Regions from separate parts of the Homo sapiens genome. Here region 1 is linked to region 2. A link is a contact called in ENCODE POLR2A ChIA-PET data. All regions are on one chromosome and are shown on one strand. The core of a region is the stretch at or near the end of the contact, and the rest is flanking DNA. Distances in the headings are between cores, read along the strand shown.

Region 1 (6,882 bases), core at 1,612-4,111, 150 kb after region 2:
TGCAGCAGCCTTTTTGCCTCTGTGCCTTTGCTTCCACCGGCATCTGCCTGGCGTGCCACTCCTGACGTTCCCCAACTATTGTCCAGCTCTTGCTTCTTTCTGAAGAGAGGAATGTACATCATTTTACAGAAGCCTTCCCAGCTCCAACAGCATAAGAAAACCAAGCCTTCCTTTTATTCCCTTAGTCCTCCATACTGCTGCTCTGTGTTGGCATTAATCACGTTGTCGTCTGCGTGTTGGATTTACCCTATTGTCTCTCTCTGAGCCTCTTGAGGGCAGGAACTGGATTTTATCTTTGTATCCTGCTTGGCATGCAGAAGCTCTCAAAGTGTGCTTGCACAAGTCAAAGGATTGGGATGGGATGATAATAGCTAACATTTACCAGGTGCTGTGCTGTTTTATTCATAGAACTGGGTCTTGGTTCTGGTATTGCTTATTCATTTTTGGCATCTTCAGATTAGCTGGAAGGGTATTGCTACACTGTCAAAAATAAAATACAGTGAAATTTATGCTAATGAAAACATACACCGTGTGTATGCCCAACTCTGTGCTTTGCAAAGTAGACATTCAATGGCTATCTCTGGAATGACTGGATTAATGAATGAGTGAGTGGATGATTGAATGGAAAGAGACTCCATCCTCTGGGAAGGAAAGAAGAATGGAATGGGCTTGACAGCCATACTACTCTTAAAGCTGAACTTGTTGCTTGGCTGGAAGGAGGGATGAGGCAGGAGCTAAGCTGACAGAAGCACTCAGGGAATTCGCATATCCTCTTTCTTGTGATTTCTGTTTTAGGGAACCAACAGGTCTTTGGTACCATCTCCCATTTTTCCAGACCACAAGCTTTTATCTTGTTCTTCAGAATCCTAGAATTTTGCCACCAAGTTTCAGCCTAAAGGAAAATACACTTGTAGCATGCAAGTTCTCACCTCAAAACCTGCGTGAAAATAGTCGGTGTCATTGTAGAGTGATGCAGTGCAGAAAGGGGCCTGGGATGCTTCACCCGGAGAATGAAAGTCCCAAATCTGGATCCCATTTGCTCTTACCATCCACCTTGATAGGAGTGTGGGTGTGGCACCTGTCACCATTCTGCTTGCATTTGTGTGAGTTTATGCCAGGCAAACATGAGTAAAACCAATTCCTTCCAACACTTGACACATAGATAAGTGAAGAAAATTTTATCTTACATTGTGAACACAATGGCAGGTAAGATTGCAGGAATGATGGTTTGTGTACAAGCTATTAATAAAAGTTGTGTGTTGCATATACAAACTTTGCTTTATTGTAGATGGCCTTTTAGTTCGGTGCTATACATGTAATATTCAAAGTGTACATTATATTACCATGTTGTCTTTTTACTTTTATGAGTTATTTGTAATGTGGATAATAATTCTTAGTTCACATCACATTTTGCTGACCACTCAAGGAAAAGTTGAACTACAAATATTTCAAATGAGGTGATAAATTACTGTTGGGTTCTTAATTGTCTGACAAAGAAACTCCATTGTTCTAAACCTTTCAAATATAGTGTGATTACCCTCGTTTGTGTGTCTTGCTCAATTTTAAAGTATAAATAGAGGGAGTTCCATTAAGCAATACAGGCTGTTTTCTTACCATGCTTACAAGGGCTGTTAGAGTATCAATGATGAAATTGAAACTTAGTTTGAACTTGATATGCAAAACAAAATAAATTTGACTCGTTTGAAATATTGCGTAAATATGTTCCAGAGCCTGGCACCAAGTATCTGGGGATTTTTAGAGCTGACCTCACTGAACATTGAATTATAAGATACATTTTAACAGTGTTTTTGAACTGGTTGAAGAAACCCCTCTTCCATTCCCTTCAAGTCAAGTATTTCCTGATAAGAAATATTCTACATTAAAAGAGAAGTTTCCTGTTGCACTTCTTCAGGTTTCTGGGTTAGTTTAATTCAATGGATTCCTGAAGCTGCAAGTGAAAGGTTAAATAGGTACCATTTGCAACTACTTATCTGTGAATCAGAATTTTTTGAATATTGTGTATGCAGAATGAAAGAGAAACATACTTCGTTTGTGATTTAAACTATGTTCTTGAGAACATACTGTAATTTACATAATTCAGATAAATTATCTGTTTTGTATATTGTGGTTATATATAAGGTTTCCTCTGACAGAGGGTGATTTCTGCTGCTAAAGTTGTTTAAAGACATTGCCCTTGATATTTCTAGCTAACAGTGGAGCTCCCAGGTGCAACCTGCTGTGGTTGAATTGGAAACTTGTCACTGAGCTCTTTTCTTACCTGGCTCCTTCTAGGACTTTCAAGATCCTCTGGTGTGGCCGGGCCAGATGGGCTAGCCCTGATGCACATGTCCTTCTACGGTTCATGAGCGTTCCAAGCTTGAGTGGGAGAGTCAGCTTGGGCAGTGGGGGTGATAGTCATATCCTCTCACCATCTCCATAATGGGCCTCTTCTTCCAGGCAAGAGCAGGTGTTATCCCCATTTTACACTGAAGAGAAAACCAAGCTGAGAAAGGGCATGTGATAGGCCCAAGGGCATCTCCTGACCTTGACTAGCACTCTTTTCACCATGCTGTTTTACCCTCGTATGTCTCAGTTGCTGTGCCTAGGAGAAGAGTTCCAGTTTGTAAAACTCTCTCCAAATTGATGGCCAGTTGGAGATTTTTCGGAAGGCTTAAGGGAAAGAAATAGCACTTGTGGGACTTTTTTTTTTTTTTTTTTTTTTTCAGAAGCATGATGCCAGCAGAAGACTTGTTTACTTGTGGTGCTATACTTGTGCGGCTGGTGTTTATCTCACTTTCTATAGAGGAACGCAGTTGATGTCTTCTTTTAAAAACACTAGACCCGAGACCTGGGATCACCCTTCCACTCCTCCTCATGCTGTTTGCTTTGGCATTCAGCCAGCTGCCTGCCTCTATGTGTCAAAAACAAGATCTCCCCACCCAAGGACATGATAGAGCTATCTGCAAGCCATTTTAAGGCACATATTCACGTTTAATGGTGGCACTTGAATTAGTTTTCACAAAGTCTGTGCACCAGAGCTTAACTACCTCACTCTCAGGCCACCTTCTGAAACTTAGTGACATCATTCCTAGGTGATTCTCTCAAGGCTCTGCCTATTTATTCTTCATGCCTTTGCAATTCTAACCTTTTAATTTCTGCTTCTTGTAGCATAAACTGCTAGAAAGTAGGGAAGAGGGTGTCTGCTAGAGAGAGAGAGGGTGATAGCTGATAACACAGGAAAAGATAAACACTATAGTTGGCACATTTAAAAGGTATATTGAACTGGGCTCTTTAGCCCTAATTGCCTTTCTTTTTTTGGAAGGTCAGTACTATTGTCTGGCACAGTAGGACACTGGGCACAGTATGATTGTGATGTTTACAAAGCATCATACTTGTGTCTAGTCAACTCTGTTTAAGGAAACAGGAAGATTGTTAGAAATACTAAAAATTAAATGAAAAGTTGTGATGCTTGAAGTGCTGATTAGTATTCGGACTAAAGTATATGAATGAATAACAATTTTTTCTCTGCAGAGACTGCAGCATGAAATCTCATGCTACATTGACTGGTGGCAGTGGTTTTTATTTCATAGAACTTTCTTTTCTGTTGTTGAGATCTGTGCTGTTGGTGCTGGTTCTGCTTTGGCAGTTCCCAAAGTCCCTTACAGGACAAGAATGATGAGTGGGGATATAAATCTCAATTCCAGCAGCTGCTCACTCACAGGTGTCTCGGTGGAAGAATTGGGTCTTGTTGAGCCTGTAGCTTCTCTCTATATACTGCTGGGAGATGCTGCCTGTGAGTGCCTTGCTTGATATCCAGGTGCTAGGGCTAAGGACCTCTTTGTGGAATAGCCATCTTTGCTTGAGGTCTGTGCAATTGTGTATGCCTGCAGTGCAGTGCCTGGTAAGGCTTTCAAACTGTGGGCAAGAATGTAACAATGCCTGTCACTCGTGAAGAGACACAGTCGGTGAGGTGAGTATGGATTAGTGCCAAGGAAAGTTTTCTGGGTCAGAGACTTTATCCTGCTGCAGGAATTAACTCCATTGATCAAAAACAGCCTTAATTGGGATGGGGCTCGGGGGCAAATTTCATATGTGATTGGCAGGAGTCTAAACTGTATAGCTTTTCTGGAGGGCATTTTGGCAGTGGGGATTAAAGTGTCAAATGTGCATACTCTGTGACTGGACATTTTCACTTCACAGAATTTATCCTAAGGAAAGCATTGTACAAGTATACACAAAAGGGTGTTCCTCCGCACCATAATGTTTAGTGTTGCCATCACCTGGGGCTTTATTAAAAAAGGAAAAGTTACATAAATTCCAGTAAAACCATACAGTGGAATATTATAAAGCTGCTGAAGAAGATGAAGTCAACTTCTATGTACTATTATGGAATGATGGTAAAGAAATTATGTACAAAAGTCACAGATCAGCATGAATAGTGTGATCCTATTTTCAATATATATGTGTGTATTGAGTGCATATTATGTAAAGGTTTATATGCATTAATTTTGGGAGGAAGAATATCAAATGCTAATAGCGATCATCAAATGCTAATAGTGATTATGTAAAGACCCTCATTTTCTACTTCCTACTTCTCTGTATTGTTTGAACTGTTTATAAAGGTAAAACCATAGTAATTTGGGCTGGGTGCGGTAGCTCATGCCTGTAATCCCAGCACTTTGGGAGGCCAAGTGGGGTGGATATCTTGAGGTCAGTTGTTTAAGATGAGCCTGACCAACATGGTGAAACCCTGTCTCTACTAAAAATACAAAAATTGGTTGGGCTTGATGGTGTGCACCTGTGGTCCTAACTACTTGGGAGGCTGAGGTGGGAGAATTGCTTGAACCCAGGAGGTGGAGGTCGCAGTGAGCTGAGATTGCACCACTGCACTCCAGCCTGGATGATAGAGCAAGATTCTCTCTCAAAAAAAATAAAAAAAAAAAACCAGAATAATTTGATGTTTACTTTTTATAGTTTTGTTTCTTTTTTTGAATTTTAATTTTTTTTTAAAGATGTGGTCTTGCTATGTTGCTCAGGTTACACTTGAACTTCTGGGCTCAAATGATTCTCCTGTCTCAACTTCCTGAGTAGCTGATAGTTTCTTTTTCTACTTATTTATTTTAGAGATGAGGGTCTTGCTTTATCTTCCAGGTTGGAGTGCAATGGTGTGATCGTAGCCCACTGTGTCCTTGAACTCATAGGCTCAAGTTATCCTCAGCTCCCCCAAGTAGCTAGAACTACAGGTGCATGCCACTGCGCCTGGCTGATTTTTTAATTTTTATTTGTTTTGTAGGGATAGGGTCTTGCTCTGTTGCCCGGGGTGGTCTTGAACTCCTGGTCGTTAACCCAAGTAATCCTCCTGCCTTGGTTTCACACAGTGCTGGGATTGCAGTTGTGAGTTACCATGCCCAGCCCTGATAGTTTCTTTTTAGAAAGCTGATCAGCATGGGCCCCTTTTTACGTCTTTTAGTTCTTTGACTTACTGGAACTTTTCTGATTTCATTTTTTAAAAGGGACTCTTCTACCTTTTAAAAGTCCTACAACATCTTTTTCTTATTTACCTAAACAGTAATGAGAAAAGAAATAATGAAGTCTTACCAAATTGTTAAAAAAAAAAAAATGGAATTGTAGGCCAGGCACTATGGCTCACACCTGTAATCCTAGCACTTTGGAAGGCTGAGGTAGGAGGGTCACTTGAGCCCAGGAGTTTGAGACCAGCCTGGGCAACATAGCAAGTCCTTGTCTCTACAAAAAATAAAATTAGCCAGGCGTGATGCTTCACACCTGTAGTCTCAGCTTCTTGGGAGGCTGAGGCAGGAGAATTGCTTGAGCCTGAGAGGTCAAGGCTGCAGTGAGCCGTGATCACACCACTGCACTAAAGCCTGGGTGACAGAGTGGGACCCTGTCTCAAAATTAAAAAAAACCCACGAATTGTATATGTGTTCTTTATGAAAATAATGTGACAGATATCATTGGGCATCTACTGTGTGCCAGGGATACAAGGATGAATAAGATGTGGCTCCTGTTATTCAGAGTTCACAGTGAAGTCAGGAGTATAGTTATACCAGTAAATGATGGTTAAACTGGGTGATAAGTGCAAATAGAGGGCGGTACAGTACACACAGTGAGAATAGAGTGGTGCTGGTAATTCATTTATTTAATAAAGAGGGAGCATCTTTATTATAATTTATTTAATCAAGAGCAAGCACTGGCCAGACACTGTTGTAGGCACTGGGATGACACTGTTGTAGGCACTGGGACAGCAGTGAACAAGCAGGTAAGGTCCTGTTCTCATGGAGCTTCTGTTCAGCAAGAGAGAGAAATAGACATGTCATGAAGAGCGTGACCGGTGTGAAGATGAAGAGGAGGATAATGGCAGGTGGGTTGTTGTGACACGTGAGTTAGGGAGAGTAGCTCTTCAGGAGGAGGAATGATGGTATGTAGAGGAGGAGAGAGTGAGTGCTAGCGTCTCCTGGAAGGGGATGGAAGAGATGGAGATGGCATTGCAGGCAGAGGGCCCAGCTGGTACAAAGGCACAGACATAGGATATCTGGGAGGCCCCCGCCATTTTGGGTTTACAGCAAGTTGGGGATGGTGTTTTTAGGACTGTACTGTGAATACCATGTTTAGGAGCTTGGATTGATCTGTTGGTGACTGGCTGGCCTGCTGGACTTTAAATTGGGAAGAGATATGATTGGACTGGTGGTTTAGGAAGTTCCCTCTGACTCTGAGACTGGATTGAAAGAGAAAGACGAGAGTCAGGGTAGTCACTGGGGAGGCCACTGCAGCGGCTCGGGAAGAGGTGATCAGGCCGTGGAAGAGAGGTGGAATGAAGAAATTAGAATGTGCAGGACTGGGTGATTATAAGCCATAGAAATCCTG
Region 2 (6,582 bases), core at 1,765-4,264:
AAACATTCAAGGGGCTGCCTACTATATGCCAAGAATCTGTAGTGTGCTAGGGGTGCAAAGATAAATGAGACAGAGTCTCTGCCCTTGAGCTTACAATCTGGTACTTTTTGATTATTTTTATATGTTTTGGTCTACATTTTTCTCCTTATTACTGTAGTAACTAGCATTTAATTAGCACACATAATGTGCTTGGGATTTTGGAAATATATAACATTCATATCAAGATTCAGGATAATTATTTTCACTCCATTTGGCAGACAAGAAACTGAGGTGCATTGGCTCATGCCTGCAATCCCAGCATTTGGGAGGCCGAGGTGGGCAGATCGCTTGAGCTCAGGAGTTCAAGGCCAGCCTGGGAAACATGGCGAAACCCTGTGTCTAAAAAAGATACAAAAATTAGCAAGGCATGGTGGTGCATGCCTGCAGTCCCAGGTACTTGGGGAGCTGAGGTGGAAGGATCACTTGAGCCCAGAAGTTTGAGACTGAAGTGAACTGTCTTTGCACCACTGCGCCCCAGCCTGGGTGACAAAGCTAGACCGTTACTTGCCCCAAATCATGTAACTCAGTTTCAGACCAAAAACACACTCAGGTCCTTGCTCAGGGCCCACCACTTTCCTGTGAATCACATTCTACATGTCCCTTATCCTACTAAATGTTCCAGAGTATAAATAAAAAACATATAACATGAAGCCAGTATGTGGATATGTAGGTCTCAAAAGTTACTGTGAAAAGACCAATATTTGTCTGTCTCTCATTGTACTTTTTACTCTATTCAGTGGGGGCTCCCCCTCCCCTACCTGAGATGCAAAGTTGGGCAGCTGCATCATTTTCTGCTGGTTCTTGGCTATTAGAATGCCTCACGCATTAAGTTCCCAATACAATAATTCACAGATTAAAATGTTGGCCGGGCGTGGTGACTCACACCTGTAATCCCAGCACTTTGGGAGGCCGAGGTGGGCAGATCACGAGGTCAGGAGATCGAGACTATCCTGGCTCACACAGTGAGACCCCATCTCTACTACAAATACAAAAAAATTAGCTGGGCTTGGTGGCGGGCACCTGTAGTCCCAGCTACTTGGGAGGCTGAGGCAGGAGAATGGTGTGAATCCGGGAGGCAGAGTTTGCAGTGAGCCGAGATCGTGCCACTGCACTCCAGCCTGGGTGACAGAGCAAGACTCCATCTCAACAACAACAACAACAAAAGTGTCTCCCCTTCCCTGATGGAATCTGCTGCCAGGGAGAACCCACAGTCAGGGAAGAGGGTGTGGGATGCTGCTTCTCTCTTTACTTTTTTTTTTTTTTTTTGATGCAGAGTCTTGCTCTGTGGCCCAGGCTGGAATGCAGTGGCACAATCTCGGCTCACTACAAGCTCTGCCTCCCAGATTCATGCCATTCTTCTGCCTCAGCCTCCCGAGTAGCTGGGACTACAGGCGCCTGCCACCACACCCGGCTAATTTTTTGTATTTTTTTAGTAAAGACGGGTTTCACCGTGTTAGCCAGGATGGTCTTGATCTCCTGACCTCATGATCCGCCCACCTTGGCCTCCCAAAGTGCTGGGATTACAGGCGTGAGCCACCACACCCAGCCCTCTTTACTTTTTTGATAAGTCTTCCTCAGGTCAGAACCATTGGTGAATCATTCCTGGAATCATTTCCACCATTTTGAATATCAGCCCTTTGTTACCACCAGCCTCTGGTATCTCTGGGCCTCTGCCTCGGGATGAGCCGAAGAACACGGTCTCAGATGCCACAGGCAAAAATGGAAGACACTTGTTGGCCAGCTTTGCTCAAAAGTGTGCTTCTGGACATGCCATGTGGTTCTGGATCCCATGGCTCCACTATGAACCCATACCCCTGTTCTTCACCAACACAGACTGCTGGATGTTGCTGAGGTGTACTCTGCCCAGAGTTCTTTTCCCTTTCTGGGTTAAAGATGCTTTATTCTCTAGAAACAGATCTACTTCCATTCTCCTGGGTGCCCATAATGGGGCAGGGGTCAGGAGTAGGGGCAGTGAGCCACCCATCTGGTCTAGAAAGCCTGTTTTAATTAGAAGAAATACAATAAACATTCCTCCCTAAACTTCAATGCGTCACACTGCAAGTCTCTTAGTGCCCTGGGACTTAGTGTCTGAAATCTTGAACCTCTTAGAGTACATTAAAACTTCCATGTTGAACGCACCCAGAGAGATTTCTCCTTTCTCTTGGGAGCAAAGAGTTTTGGACAACTTCTCAGAATACTTCAGTCTTTGTGTTAATGGCTGGAAGTTCTTTATAAATAAGTGATTTCTGGGGAAACCTCCCCACTAGGCTTCCAGGACCCACAAGGTCTTCAGAGGTTGGGCTCAGAATGAGCATGAATCTAGCCTCTACTGTTTTTTCCACACTCTTTATCTGCCTACTTCTACTTTCTCCCACGTGGGTCTCAGTTTTCTGCCTTTGTTCACTTTAGTTTTTCTTGTCCGAGTCTCTTTTACTCACCTCTAATTAAGGACTCATTTGCTTATGGCCAGTGTCATAGCGAGCACAAGTAGAGGCCTGAGATTCAGGCTACACTGGGTTCAGATCCAGATACTTCCATTTGCCAGCTGTTTGTTTTAAGGTAAGAGACTAAACGTATCTCTTTTGTATACAGGGATAATCATTCCTACCTCATAGGCTGTTGGTTGATTAAATGAGATCTTCTGTGTAGGAAGCTTGTAACAAAGCCTGGCGTATCACTGGATACACAATCCATGTTAGCCAGTAGTTATACCACGCAGCTCACCTAAATAGACTCACTAAGTACTCAATATAGGTTTCTTAAATTGACCTGAAATAAACATTTTCCAGACTTCTGGGTTGCACTGAACAGGTTTCCTCTATCACCCGTATCTAAGTTAAAATTTAAAAACCAGAAGCTTGAAAGTTGAAGAGGGACAGGAAAGAAGGCAATGAAGTCAGCGGTTGCTAGAAGCCTAGACTGCCTTTGGCTCAGTCCAGATTTGAGGGAAACCTGGAATTATTGCAATTTCATCACAGCAGCTGGTCCAAGCTAAACCTGCCAGAACTGCTTAGAGGCCAGATCTGGATTGCAGTGATAGCTGGGCCCTGCTGAGAAGCAAGAAGAAACTATTTATCTGGCATTTTTTTCAACCCCAACCAAGAATTTTCTTTGGCTCAAGATGCTGTTGGGACCGGTTTTCATTTGCATGGAGCTCATTTGAGGACTGGTGCCTCTGACAGCGGAGACTTCTTAGAAAGACTTCCATCTTCCATCCCCCTGCCTCCTTTCCACGTGTGCCTTTCCCATGATTCAGAAATAATTATTCATCCAGGAAAGCTAATCCCTGGGTCTTATTTGTACCTGGATTGTGCCAGAACCTCATGTATAAGTTCTCTCTGATTGAGCTCCACACACAGCCTGTGCAGTCCTGGGCATCAGCAAAGATGGCCACCAAGGAACATTTGCCCTCCTTCCAAACTGGCAACCTCCATCTAACTGAACCCATGTTAACTGATGTGGCACATTTTAATACATTTCACTGTTTCAAGCTGTGGCAGCAAATTAGAGTGGGAATCTTCTTAACAGCTGCTTCTAGAGTGGCTGTCTGAAATCTCTGCATCCTTGACTCTTTTCTGCCAGCGAAAGAAAGATTTGTCTATGTATTATACGTCCTGGAGGGGTTTCATGGCAGTTCTGTCTGGACTAAAATGTCACCATTCTGTATTATTATTACATAGATTCTGCATTTTTTTCTTTTTTTCTTTCTTTTTTTTTTTTTTTTTTGGTAGAGACAGGGTCTCAGTATGTACCCAAGCTGGTCTTGAACTCCTGACCTCAAGTGATCCTCCTGCCTTCGACTCTCAAAGTGCTGGGATCATAGGAATGAGCCACTGTGCCTGGCTCACTTTTCAAATAAGTAGCATTTGAGGGTGGTATCAATATTCCAGGAATAGAATAATGAGATGTTTTTTGAGAAAACATTCAGAATGTATCCAATCAGATCAGCATTTTCTGCTTCAAGCAGTCACCCAATTCCAGTGACATTGCCAGGAGCTGCCTTAAGAAGCCTGTTGTATTTCTTTAGTTTGCCATTCTTTGACTAGAAGTAGTCAAAGCTAAGCACAAGAATGGGCTTTGCTTTATTGTTGTCATGGTGAAAGATTAGAAAAAACTTAAATGTTTATTGATAGGGAAGTGGCTAAATCAATTATGACACATTCAGTCAATGGACTACCACATAATCATTTAAAAAGTATGAGGCAGTTAAGAATGATCAACTACCCAAAGTGATTTATAGATTCAAAGCAGTCCTTATCAAAATTCCAATGGTGTTGTTTACAGAAATAGAAAAAAAAAAACAATACTCACATAGAACCACAAAAGACCCCAAATAACCAAAGTAATCTTAAGAAAGAAGAATAAAATCAGAAGCATCATACTTCCTGATTTTAAACTGTATAACAAAGCTATAGTAATCAAAACAGTGTGGTTCTGGCATAAAAGCAGACACAGACTAATGGAACAGAATAGAGAGACTAGAAACGCATGCATATATGGTCAACTATTATTTGATGAGGGCACCAAGATTACAAAATAGGGAAAGGAAAGTCTCCTCCATAAATAAAGTTAGGAAAGCTAGATATTGATATGCAAAAAAAGAGAAAGAAATAGAATCTTTATCTTACACCAGCACAAAAATTAACTCAAAATGGATTAAAGACTTAAATATAAGACCTGAAATCATAAAACTCCTAGAAAAAATAAAAAAGAACAGAGAAAAAGCTTCTTGACACTGGCCTTAGTAACGATATTTTTACGTATGACACCAAAAGTAAAGGCAACAAAAGCAAAAACAAATAAGTGGGACTACATCAAACAAAAAAATTTCTGCACAGCAAAGGAAACAACAAAATGAAAAGGCAACCTATGGAATGAGCAAAAAATATTTTCAAGTCATATATCTGATAAGGGGTAAATACCTAAAATATACAAGATATTCATGCAACTCAATAGCAAAGAAATCCCAAATAATCTCTTCTAAAAAGTGTTACAAAGAACTTGAATTGATACTTTTCCAAAGGAGACATACAAATGGCTAACAGGTACATGAAAAAGTACTCAGTATCACTAATCATCAGGGACATGCAAGTCAAAACTACAGTGAGATGTCACCTCACACCTGTTAGGATGGCTATTATCAAAAAGATGAAGTAAGTGTTGTTGAGGATGTGGAGGAAGAGGAATCCTTGTATACAGTGGGAGGGAATGTAAATTAGTACAGCCATTATGGAAAACAATATGGAGGTTCCTCAAAAAACTAAAACTAGAACTACCATGTGATCCAGCAATTCCACTTCTGGGTATATATCTGAACGAAGTTAGATCAGTGTCTCTCTGCACTCCTATGTTCGTTGCAGCATTATTCAAATTGCCAAGACATGGAAACAAATGGATAAAGAAAAAGTGGTATATATAGACAATGAAATATTATCCGGCCATAAAGAAGAAAAAAATTCTGCCATTCCTGACAGTGTGGATTAACCTGGAGGGCATTATGTTAAGTGAAATAAGCCAGAAACAGAAAGGCAAATATTGTATGATTCCACTTATATGTGAAATCTGAAAAGGTCAAACTCATACAAACAGAGTAGAAGGATGGTTGCCAAAGGCTGGGGGGGTGGGGGAAATGGGGAGATGTTGGTCAAAGAGTACAAACTTTCAGTTATAAGACGAATACATTGTGGAGGTGTAACATACAACATGGTGACTACAGTTTATACTATTGTATTGTACACTTGAAATTTGCAAGTAGAGTAGTCCATAAGTGTTCTTACCACATACGCACAAATGGTAACTATGTGAGATGATGATGCATTAACTAACTTGATTCTGGTAATCATTTTACAATATATACGTATGTCAAATCATCACATTGTTCCCTTTAAATATATACAACATTATTTGTCAATTATACCTCAATTCGCTGAAAAAAGAAAAAAAAGAATGAGCACTAAGTGTTGCTATGGACCGATCTCTGAGAAATACAGTTAAATCTGGAAATATACAAGAACTTGCTTGTATTCTTTCTAGTGAGGAGAACTAATGGCAAGGAGTAAGGACAGGGAGAAGATATTCTTGTCATCATCTAATTTTTGTATACTTTGAATTTGGTACCTTGTGCATATTTCTCATGCACAGGATGATTAATTTTTCGAAGAGTAAGAGTCTATCTAGTCCAAAAAAAAGACAGTTGAACTAGCTATGTAATTCAAACAATTAAAATCATAAGTGCTCTCATTTTCTGAGCAATTACTCTATATCAGCTTCTGTGCTAAGGCTGCTTACTACATATTTTCCTCTGATTTTCTCCTCAAAGACATCCCATCAAGTAGATTTTACCGTCTTCCTTTTAGAAATGGGGCACTGTGACTCAAAGAGTTTAGGAAAGTTGCCTGAGATTACACAATCTGCACGAGGCTAAACCAGGATTCAAATCCAGGTCAGACTAACTTTTTCCACTGGCCCCTGGGGGCTTCGCATGGTCAAACATTCAATAAGACTGTGCCTCCCCCATTACTCTATCCCCAGAGCTTTACAGAG

What was found. ChIA-PET counts read pairs that join two places held with the same protein, here RNA polymerase II (POLR2A).
Region 1: POLR2A ChIA-PET joins it to region 2 with 12 read pairs in H1. The contact joins two enhancer-like sites. POLR2A ChIA-PET finds 5 or more read pairs at or near these places in 7 of 52 experiments (AG04450, H1, MCF 10A and 4 more).

What each region holds. Positions count from the first base shown.
Region 1 is chr11:12,704,415-12,711,296 of GRCh38, forward strand. The region is part of intron 2 of TEAD1 (TEA domain transcription factor 1); the gene reads left to right. Among named protein-coding and RNA genes, the nearest start is that of TEAD1, 33 kb to the left of the region's middle. Within about 2 kb of position 2,862, at least 4 of the 41 ENCODE cell types and tissues checked have a DNase peak (open chromatin) inside an H3K27ac peak, as active enhancers do.
Region 2 is chr11:12,549,842-12,556,423 of GRCh38, forward strand. No RefSeq gene overlaps it. Among named protein-coding and RNA genes, the nearest start is that of TEAD1, 120 kb to the right of the region's middle. Within about 2 kb of position 3,015, at least 2 of the 41 ENCODE cell types and tissues checked have a DNase peak (open chromatin) inside an H3K27ac peak, as active enhancers do.